Regions from separate parts of the Homo sapiens genome. Here region 1 is linked to region 2. A link is a contact called in ENCODE Hi-C data. All regions are on one chromosome and are shown on one strand. Each heading gives the region's core, a stretch centred on a gene start or an enhancer-like site at or near the end of the contact. The rest is flanking DNA. Distances are from core to core; before and after follow the strand shown.

Evidence for each region. A loop is a pair of places that touch in the nucleus more often than their neighbours do. Pooled maps may share reads with other maps.
Region 1: a pooled map shows a loop between it and region 2 (2.6-fold over the local background). The contact joins the promoter of PLA2G4F here to the promoter of EHD4-AS1 in region 2. A Hi-C loop is called at or near these places in 2 of 168 maps with a recorded cell type or tissue (gastrocnemius medialis and heart left ventricle) and 1 of 50 pooled maps.

What each region holds. Positions count from the first base shown.
Region 1 is chr15:42,155,184-42,160,679 of GRCh38, reverse strand. PLA2G4F (phospholipase A2 group IVF) reads left to right here and starts at 4,044. Exons shown (of 20, transcript NM_213600.4): 1 at 4,044-4,241; 2 at 5,091-5,163. The coding sequence starts at 4,131. VPS39 (VPS39 subunit of HOPS complex) reads left to right here. Exons shown (of 25, transcript NM_015289.5): 25 at 1-1,979. RefSeq lists enhancers at 814-1,313, 3,604-4,319.
Region 2 is chr15:41,919,213-41,924,092 of GRCh38, reverse strand. It overlaps EHD4-AS1 (EHD4 antisense RNA 1), which reads right to left and starts at 2,676. Exons shown (of 4, transcript NR_120332.1): 1 at 2,352-2,676. EHD4 (EH domain containing 4) reads left to right here. Exons shown (of 6, transcript NM_139265.4): 4 at 4,471-4,880. RefSeq lists an enhancer at 4,185-4,684.

The DNA of each region.
Region 1 (5,496 bases), core at 2,795-5,294, 240 kb before region 2:
AATCCTGGCTGCCACCACCACAAGGCTCCCCATTTGGACATTACTGGCTATCTTGTGCCCTGGAACAACTCTGAATTAATTAGACTCATGGTCTGGCATTGCCAGCTTTTTAATGGGAAAAGAGATTAGTTATACCTTATACCATTATGTTGTGGGCAATTCCAGAGAATTCAGTACCTGCTTGGTCAGGAGGATGTGCACCATCTTGCCTTTGCACACCAGTCACCTGAACAAGGAAACTTGTCACAAGTGTTTGTAACCATGGGGTTGTTCATCAAGGGCTTTTCTATTAAGTACATGACTTCACAAGGACCGCTCAGCATGGCTCACTGGAGAGTTCCATGAGAGAACAGCACTCAAGCTTCTGGCCGCATGGACCCGATGGCTCGCATTCTGTGTAGTGTTTTACGTCTCCATGGTAACTGTGCCCTGCACCCCTCGGTAGCCGCCCTGTTAGTTTTCAGTCTCCTTTTCTTTCTCACCATTTATCACTTCCCTCACTGCCCTACCCAGGCTTTCTCTCCCACTTCCCTGACTCTGGGAATAACTAATATTTAAGCAAGGTAAGATGAGAAGCAAGGGGTCTCAGTTCTAGGAATACAGTGCTAGTTGATTGTCAGGTATGTTGTAAATAGACCCTCTTTGGCCATACACTCCATGCCTAGATGCCTCGGAGAGCATCATTCTCTGCCTAGGCAAGGCCCTGCATCCCTTGCCTCAGGCCGGGCTGAGTGTGACTGCAGCTCCTGAGGATGGGCCTGCCCTGTCTGGGGTATGCGTGATCCCTAGATACATGTTCCCACAGAGGTGCCTGCTCCGTCTTCGCTCACCAGACACTCAGGCAGGCTGGCTTAGTCTTTGTGCGTGGCGATTTTGTGCTCTGGGCCCTTTCTCTTTTTCCAGCCAGTTTCCATTCACTTGCCTTACAGCCTGCCCTGGCCGTCACTCCCCAGCTTTGTTCAGCAATGGTGTGGTTGGAGAGTTGTGCTGGGATAGCGCAGGAAGGTGGGTCCCGGCAACACGCAGGGGATGAGTGGACCTGGAACTGACAATGGCGTGCTGCCAAGTGTTCCTGAGAGGTGTTTAGGCACAGCAGAGGGGACGCGGGGGGCAAGAACAGCAGGACGCTGGTTTAAAAATAACTCACCGCCAAACCTGTGGAGCAGTGTGGGGCATCCTGCCAGAGGTGCACAGGCTGGAGTTTCAGGCACTGCAGGCTGATGACACACAGGGAGAGTGGCCCTGCCTCCTGTCCTCCCCGGGGTTTTTGCAGACTCGAAGTCTCACTGCACCAGTGTCTTTGATGGTGGTGAGGGTGGGTGATGGTGCCCAGCACCAACAGTTTTAGTGGCCTGTCCTTGACCTGCCGTGGTCCTTTGTAAACTATGGCTCCATGCTGTGTGACAGATCAACGTGCTGATGGTAAGTAGACTAGGCTTCCCCAGGCATGCCGTCCGTGGGGGCCTGAAGAGACAGTGAGTGCCATTGGCCCCATTCGCAGATGTGGGAGACTCTGCTCAGGCCTGTGAGGCTGGGCAGCCCTTCACCAGAGTTCGGAGGAGCAGTGTGTGGCGCCACGTCCCGACTGGCCATACCCACACAGAAGCAGTGCTGCCCGGGGCCTCATCTGGGCCAGCTTGGACTCTGCTTCCTCCAGGAGCAGCAGGGAAGCTCTGGGCCACCTCCCTGGATAGCAGGAACTTGACCTGCCATGTGTGCCCTGCCTTCCTGGCCAGCTGTGCTTGTTATCTTCCATTCTCACAAACTGTCTTTGAAGCAATAGAATAAAGAATGTGTGTTTTCTTTCCTGGTATACATACATGATCCCATGCTCCCAAGCTCCATTCTTCCTTCCCTCAACTCTCTGCCCTCCACAGAGCTATGGAGAAGGCTGGAGATGAAAGCTTTGTAGTGAGGACTGATAAAGATCTCATCACTGCTCCTTATAATAAACCTAATAAAGCAAGAAACCAAGCCTATCTGGGTCTCTTATTTCTCCCTCCCGTGGAGTTTGATGAAAATAACAATGAAAAGATAGTAGTTTAGCAAAGAACTTAGAAGAATAAGCCAATTAGTGACCAAGAAAAAATGAATATAATACTTGCATTACAAATGCCACGTGGTACAGCCAGTGTGGTCATGGCTGATGAGTCAGCAGCACAGATACGGAACACATCCATCATTACAGAATTCTGCGGGACACACTGGCGTCTGGGAGATCCAAGTGTTTTCCCCCATCATGTAGTAGCACCTGGTGCCTCTTCCTGCAGCCCATGATGAAGGAATTGGGATGGAGGGACGCAGAGGTGTTTGGGAAGTGGAGAAGTGTTGGTTCACTTTGGCCAACTCCAAAGAGAAAATGTAGTCCTTGTTGTCTCTGTCCCATCTGGCACTAGGGGCAATGACTTTATTGTGCAGTGGGGCCGATGACTTCCAGAAGAGGATGGTACAGCCAGAAAGACACATCAGTCAGGAGCTAGAGCCCCAGCCTGGTTCTGCCCCCAGCTAGCTCTGTGCCCTCTCCTCTTGTATGGATCCGCAGGTCCCCTGCATACATTCACAGCTATCACCAACTGCCAGACTCTCATTTCTTAGAGCCCAGGCCAAGTCTTGGCTTCACAATCCAAATAAAGCAGAAACAGGCCCTTCTTTGGGGCCTGGTCACTGGCAGTCACACATTCCTTTTTTGGGGGGAGTTTCTGGTCTGAACTTGCCCATTCGGTTCATTTTGGAGTTGAATCACATCTTTTTTGGATGTTGTATTTTTCAGCCTGTGACTCTAGGCCTTGGGAAGAGTGGAGATGACTGAATCTTAGTTGAGGGACAGAAATTCTCTCCCTCCCACAGTTCACGGCCCCCGAGATCCTCACTCTTCCTGGAGACTGTGCCTGTCTCAGCCACCTTGATGGTTGTGGTCCACAGAAGAGCGAACATCACATCCATCTGCAGCCTAAGGCCTACGATGGCCAAAGAGAATGCTAAAGCCTGTATATCTGGTCGCTGAAGGATACGTAGACTTGTTGTTTGGCCTGTCCTTATTTATAACCCCCTGCCCATATGCCTGTCTGTACCTGGACACTGTACACTGACCCAGGAAGCGAGCCTGGGCCAAAGCCACAGGGAGTCATGAGACTGAATTTCTCCAGGATGTGGATGGGCCCGCCTCACCTCTGTCACCTTTGCGTTTCTGGGCCTAGCACAGGTCTGGCACCCACCAGGCTCTTGGTGTTTGGCGAATTAATGAGGGTGGTCAGGAGAGATTAAAAACATCTTTGATGAGTTCATGTCCTTTGTAGGGACATGGATGAAGCTGGAAACCATCATTCTGAGCAAACTATCGCAAGGACAGAAAACCAAACACCACATGTTCTCACTCATAGGTGGGAATTGAACAATGAGAACACTTAGACACAGGGCGGGGAACATCACACACCGGGGCATGTCGGGGGGCAGGGGGCATGGGGGAGGGATAGCATTAGGAGAAATACCTAATGTAAATGACGAGTTAATGGGTGCAGCACACCAATATGGCACATGTATACACATGTAACAAACCTGCACGTTGTGCACATGTACCGTAGAACTTAAAGTATAATTAGAAAATATATATAAAGAGAGAAACATCTTTGATCCCAGATGAAACACTGAAGCAGAGATTTCTAGGCTTCAGCTTAAGAGCCGCAGGGAAGGTGGGACTTGAAGGGTGGCTAGTTTCAGGCCTTTTCCACAGCTGGAGGAGACTCTTCCCTGATTTGCACTTGCCAGCTGGTCTCTGGGCCAGCTGTGCCAGCTTCACCTAGAGGTCTTGTTGGAAATAGCTCCGGTGTCTATTTTTCACAAACAGCCCAGTGATAACCAGGGCGCTGGGTTTGGGAACAAGAGTGCTAACCAGAGACCCCAAGAGTCTCTTGGAGAGGGACTGAGCTGCCTCCTGCCTGGGGAAATTAAGCTCCAGTCACTTCCTGGAGCATGTCAAACTCCACCTCCAGCAGGCCATCCAGCCTGAGTTCTCTGCAGAGCAGGCAGCTCCACCCTCCCAACTCAGTGCTGCCTGTCACACCTGAGCCAGCAGTTTGTGCAACCAGAGGAGCGCAGGCAGGGTTCCCTGCTGGGGCCCGGGCTGCCCAGCCATGCTTTGGGCACTCTGGCCAAGGTGGCTGGCAGACAAGATGCTGCCCCTCCTGGGGGCAGTGCTGCTTCAGAAGAGAGAGAAGAGGGGCCCTCTGTGGAGGCACTGGCGGGTAACGTACCTGAGATTACCTGGGAAACCCGGACTGGGGGAGTCCTGGGAGCTGCAGTGCCCTGTGAAGACTGAGACCAGCCCCAGCCCTGGGTTTTGAGTTGGGGTGGGACCTGTTTATTCTAGATGACCTGGCAGAGCTTAAATTAGACCTTGGCTCTTAAAAATAGCTCCCTCCGATTAGGAAATGGAGGGTTAGTTCACTTGACACTTGTCTGGGGTGGGTTGGCTTTCACCAAGGATGCGCGAGCCTGGCTGTAGAGTCCACGGAGCTGGTGGGGTTGTGAGGGGAGAGTTTCCCTCCCAGTAGGCAGCATGCTGATGTTATCTCTCCTAAGCCCAGCTGCAATCTGCTCGGTGACTCGTCAGACCGGTACCGGCCGGCCGGTGACTCTCGGCTTCCGCTCACCTGCTCGCTGCCTCCTAGACGGTCTTTGAGCCTCTGTCAGGGAGCAAGCAAGGGAGGGGGTGTCACAGTTTTCTCTTTTAATATTTAATCTTCTCAAGCACAACATTAGCACAGCTCTCACAGCTGCTCCCAAGCTAGAGTGGGGGCGCGAGCGTCTGAGGGGAGCTGCAGGTGTGTGGTGCGTGACAGCCATCGTTAGTTCAGTGAGTCCGTGCTGGATTTAGATTTGAACCCAGACCGGATGGGTTCCAGGGTCCAGACACATCACGAAGGTGCTGAACTCCCAATGCCTGGGACCCGCCAAGGTCTCCCTGCTCCCCGGCACAGAGACGTCAGTGACCCTATGCCAGGTTGCTGCTCCATGATGGGACGAGGGGAACAATGGGGCGAGGGACCAGGCTCACACTAGCTGACTGAGTCCCTGGAGTTCTGTTATTGCAGCGGGAAACCTACCCATACTATGACCTCCAGGTGAAGGTGCTGAGGGCCACAAACATCCGGGGCACAGACCTGCGTGAGTGACCCCATCTCCATCCTTCTCTCTGTCCTTTCCCTGCGGCTTCCTCAGAGCTCAGCTCAGGCTGGCTAACAGAGAGTGTGTGTGTGTAAGAGTATACATGGGTGAGTACAAGTGAGAGTGCATGTGTGTATACATGTGTGAGTATACGTGTAGGCATCTGTGCAAGTATGTGTGAGTGCAAGTGTGAGTACATGTGTATACGTGTGTGTGAGTGCGTGTATATGTGGTGTAAACATGTGAGTGCGAGTGTGTGGGAACACGAGTGTGTATATACATGCGTGCAAGTGTGAGCGAGTGTGTGAGTGCAAATGTGACTGCGAGTGTGTA
Region 2 (4,880 bases), core at 1,427-3,926:
AAAGTCTCAATGCCTTATGGATAAAAGCATTTTCTCAGGTAATCACTCAACAACCCGATCTTACAGGTGAAAAAAACTGGAGCTTAACGTTAAGTAATGTCTAACTTAATCAAAGTTGGCCCAGATATTTTGAAGAATGACTAGGGTTTGGGCTGGCTTTCTAGGCTCAGTCTAGACCATAGAGGAAGGGTTCACCAGGGCCATAGCCCAGCATGGGCAAAAGCAGGGAGCTTGGGTGAGTTTTAAAATCTGTCTTCAGATAAGCATGTTTCAGTTCTGTTTCCTCGACCTGTGATGCACCACCTAAACATCTATTGGTAACTTTTTGGAATAAAAGGAACTAATACTACTTTAAATGTGTTTGATTTGCTTTGTTGCTTGCTAACCAACAGGAACATAAACCTATCTGTACAATTTCCCCACCCTGGTATTCAGTCTAGACAGTGATCCTCAAACTGCACCATGCATTGCAATCACCTGGGAAGCTTCCAAGTGCAGATCCCCAGGCTCAGCCCCAGGGATTCTGATTCAGTGGCTCTGGGGAGGGGCCTAGGAGTCTAAACTTTAGCAAGCCCCTTATTTCATTCCAACACAGGAACAGGCTTTGAGGATCAGTGGTCTCTAGGTCCTTCTGAATCACCGTTTTCCTTTAGCAGGCAGACTAAATGACATGTTGGGAGTTAGATCCGCTGGGATTTTTGGGTAGCTAGGTATTTGCCGCCTGAGTCCTTCATGACACAAGAATCAAGCCGACCTATTCAGCCTTAGGAGGAGGGAGAGACTCTGACACATGCTACACCACAGATGGACCTTGAGGACGTTGTGCTGAGTGAAAGAAGCCGGGCACAAAAGGACACTTCTCTGAAGTACCTAGAGTAGTCAAATTCATAGAGACAAAAAGTAGAATGGTGGTCGCCAGGGGCTAGAGAGAGGAGGGGAGAATTAGTGCTTAATGGGTTCAGAGTTTCAGTTGGATGGTGGTGGTGGTTGTACGACAATGTGACTTATTTAATGCCACTGTGCAGTACACTTAAAATGCTTAAAGTAGCAAAATAATCCTAACTTTGTAGGGGGAGGTGGTAAGCAGACCAACCTCTCCCAGCTTTGATCATTCCTTGCTCTCTTTTGGACACGGTGATTTCTACTCCTTTGATTGTGTTGCCTGATGTGTGACAGACCGTCCTCTTACACCTGCTCAGGGACAGAACAAACACAGCTCTGCCTACCTGTACTTCTCGAACTATATTAAGCTCTCATTGTTGCTTTAACACAAGAAAATATGGATATGTACCTGTTCCTCCAGACATGAGTATTGGCGTCACTTATAGTAAACTTAAATCTGGCAGCTCTGTTCCTAATAACTTTTGATTTCACTATAGCATTGAAATGGCATCTTTTTTAAAGATGCTTAAATTAACTGTTAGGAACTCAAATTTAAGTTAAAGTTTAAACACAAGTGTTGCAATCAAAGGTAACCATTCAACCCAGGCGGCCCTGGGAGGAAGAGAGACTGCATCTGCACGGCTGGGTTGGCACAAGCACGGCAGGGTTGGCGCGAGCGCAGCTAGCAGCAGCAGCTGTGTTTCAGTTTGGGTGGCAGGTTTCTTTCGGAACCGACAGTAAGAGGTATTCCGAAATCTTAAATGGGGGTGAGGGGAGGATTGTTTACCAATTGTGGTTTTGTTTGTTTTGTTTTGTTTTGTTTTTGTGACAGGGTCTCACTCTCTCACCCAGGCTGGAGTATAGTGGTGGGTCCATGGCTCACTGCCTCAAACTCCTGGCCTCAAGTGATCTTCCTGCCTCAGCCTCCCAAGTAGCTGAGCCCACATGCATACGCCACCACACCCAGTTAATTTGTTTTTATTTTTTGTAGAGACAGGGTCTCACCATATTGCCAGGTGGTTTCAAACTCCTAGCCTCAAACAATCCTCCCGCCTCTGCCTCCCAGAGTGCTGGAATTACAGGCATTAGCCACCGTGCCCAGCCTTATCATCACTTTCAATAGCAAACCAAAGAAGCTGATTCTAACTAATTTAAGCAGAAAAGAAAATGTTTTGGAGAATTTGTCACAGGATTAATGGGAAAGTTGGAGAACTAGGCTTAGAAAAGAGTTAGGAAGCCGCCACCACCATGAGTAAATTCTTATTTTCACTGTGTCTTCGTGTCATTTCCCCAAGGTTCAGCACTCCTCTCTGGTGGAAGGAAGTGAATGTCTAACTCTAGATCACATGCTTATGCCCCAGCTTGCTAAGGAATGGGGCGAGGGACTCTCTGCCACACCTTCAGCCTCCACAACCCATAAAGGATACCTCCTGACCCAACAGGAAGGGTATTCAGCAAAAGCAACTCACATTCACTCCATGTGCACAGCGTTTTCTTTGATCTGTTTCTGAACCTTCAGATACCCCATCTGATCACTAGGAAGACCACGTGGGAGAGTGGTCAGGTCAGCATGGTGAATCAATCATCTCTCCTGGAAAAGCAAGTCCCCATGCAGGTCCATCTATGGGTGGCTCCAAAGCATCTTCCCGGCACCCAGCAAACAGCCAGTTCATTCATCCGCTGGGGACCTACAATCCTGTGAGCTAGGGCTGTCTGTGCACACGTCTGTCTCAAATGGCAGTAGCACTTAGTGTTACCCTAGGAGGCAGTTTGTTCTGGCCTTTCAGGGACAGAACTCAGAGTGAAACCTTGACTATGTGTGACCCTGTCAGTAGGTCTTTGATATTCCTCTGACCTAAACTGGCTGCTGACAGCAATGAAAATAAACTCTGGCCCACATTCCGAGAACTGCCTTTGTCTTCCTTATCCCCAAGGAGTCAGGGAGTGCCGCAGTGAGACAGAACAGAGAAATGAAAAGCATGAACTGGAAGTATCCACGCGTGTGGCGGCATAAACACCACACTCAGGACAGCGGCCTGCTAGTGGGGGGAAGGGCTCAGGGAGGGGTGCACAGGGGGCTTCAGCGTTACCAACTGTCTTGTTTTCTTTATGAAAAATGGACCTGAATCCAGTTTGCTTGTTCAGCTATTCCTCTAACACCTGTTCTTCAAATGCATGGAAACCTTAGTCCGCAGACCCTCTTTATTTTCACCTAATAGATTATTCACCTCAGATACTTTTTCCTCTGCCTTGGATTCACACCTTCTCCACCCCCACAGCCAACCAGGGTCTCACAATCGATGTTGACATTTTTGTATTTGTGCTATAGTCTGTATCCACAGATGGTTGAGTATTTTGTATTTTAACATTTTACATGAATGTTATCATGCTGTATATGTCCTTTTGAAACTAAGCTTTTACTCTTGTTCTTTTCTGGAGATTTACCTGTGTTGACAAGTGAAGATCTAGTTCCTTCTCACCACCGTATGGTATTTTGTTATCTAAAGAAACGATACTTGGTTTTAAAACATATCTGAAATAGCAAACAAAGCAAAGTGTCAACATTTGTTAAAATTATGTGGTAGGTACATCAGCATTCATTATATGACTTACAGATGTTTATGTATGTTTGAAAGTTTTCAAAATCTAAAAGAAGAGGGGAGACGACCCCTAGCATGGGGGTCAGGCAGGTGACATCTCAGCACTAGCTGGGCTGGATTGAGACTCTGCTTCTGCAACTAGTCAGACTGAGATTAAAAGTCAACTTTGTGGGCTTGGCCTCCTCTTGTTTGCTTTTCGTGGGAATCTGCCTCCCTGGGGAAAGGCCTGAGAGCCTTGACCTTGGGCTGAAGAGTGTTTATGCAGCTGCATGATTTGTGGAGGTGGTCAGAATAGGCTGGACAGAATTTGCTGTGGGCCAGGCCATTTTAAAAAAAGAAATTGGCAAGAGACCATTTTACACAATGGCTGTGATACGTAATGTTAAAAAAATATTCACAATATACCTGAGTTATAAATAGTCCAAAGATAAATATTGATCACAACACTGGCTGGGCCAACCTTTGACCTCCTCAGCACTCTACAAACTTGGGTTAATTGAAGGCGATGCCTCTTCTGTTATGCTTACTGGATACCCCCATGGGATGCCAGGTGGCCTCTGGTTCTCTTTCTTCTGTATTTGGGGCTTTCAGAAAAGTGAGACTTTTCAGAAGTAAGATCTTTTGACCCATGGCCTGTGTTTTTATAAAACCATTGATCAATTCTGCCATCAAGCAAAAGGTCTGTATTAGGTGAAATAAAACACTCATGAGGACTAAATGAAATCGCAGATATGAAAGTCAGCAATTCCCAAAGTGACCATGAGCCCCATTCTCTTTCCTCCCTCCTCCTGTGGAAGGGCTCCCCAGGTCCTTCCCACCCGGATTCATCCAGCCCGTGATTTTCATGTCACCAGGCCTCCACTGCCTCCAGGTTGGAGACAGGGCTCTCTCCCTGGCAGCTGCTGGAGAGCGAGACTGTTCCTGAGCCGCCCATTAAACGTGTCTCCTGCAGCAGTGGCTACACTGACGTGTCCTTCTCTCCACCCAGGCTATGACTTCTGCCAGGTCCTGCAGTGGTTTGCCGAGAGGGTGGACAGGATCATCCTGCTCTTTGACGCTCACAAGCTGGACATCTCAGATGAATTCTCAGAGGCCATCAAGGCCTTCCGGGGCCAGGACGACAAGATCCGTGTCGTGCTGAACAAGGCCGACCAAGTGGACACGCAGCAGCTGATGCGGGTCTACGGGGCCCTCATGTGGTCCCTAGGCAAGGTCATCAACACGCCCGAGGTACTGCGCGTCTACATTGGCTCCTTCTGGGCGCAGCCCCTGCAGAACACGGACAACCGCCGGCTCTTCGAGGCTGAGGCCCAGGACCTCTTTAGAGACATCCAGAGCCTCCCCCAGAAGGCAGCGGTGCGCAAGCTCAACGACCTCATCAAGCGAGCGAGGCTGGCC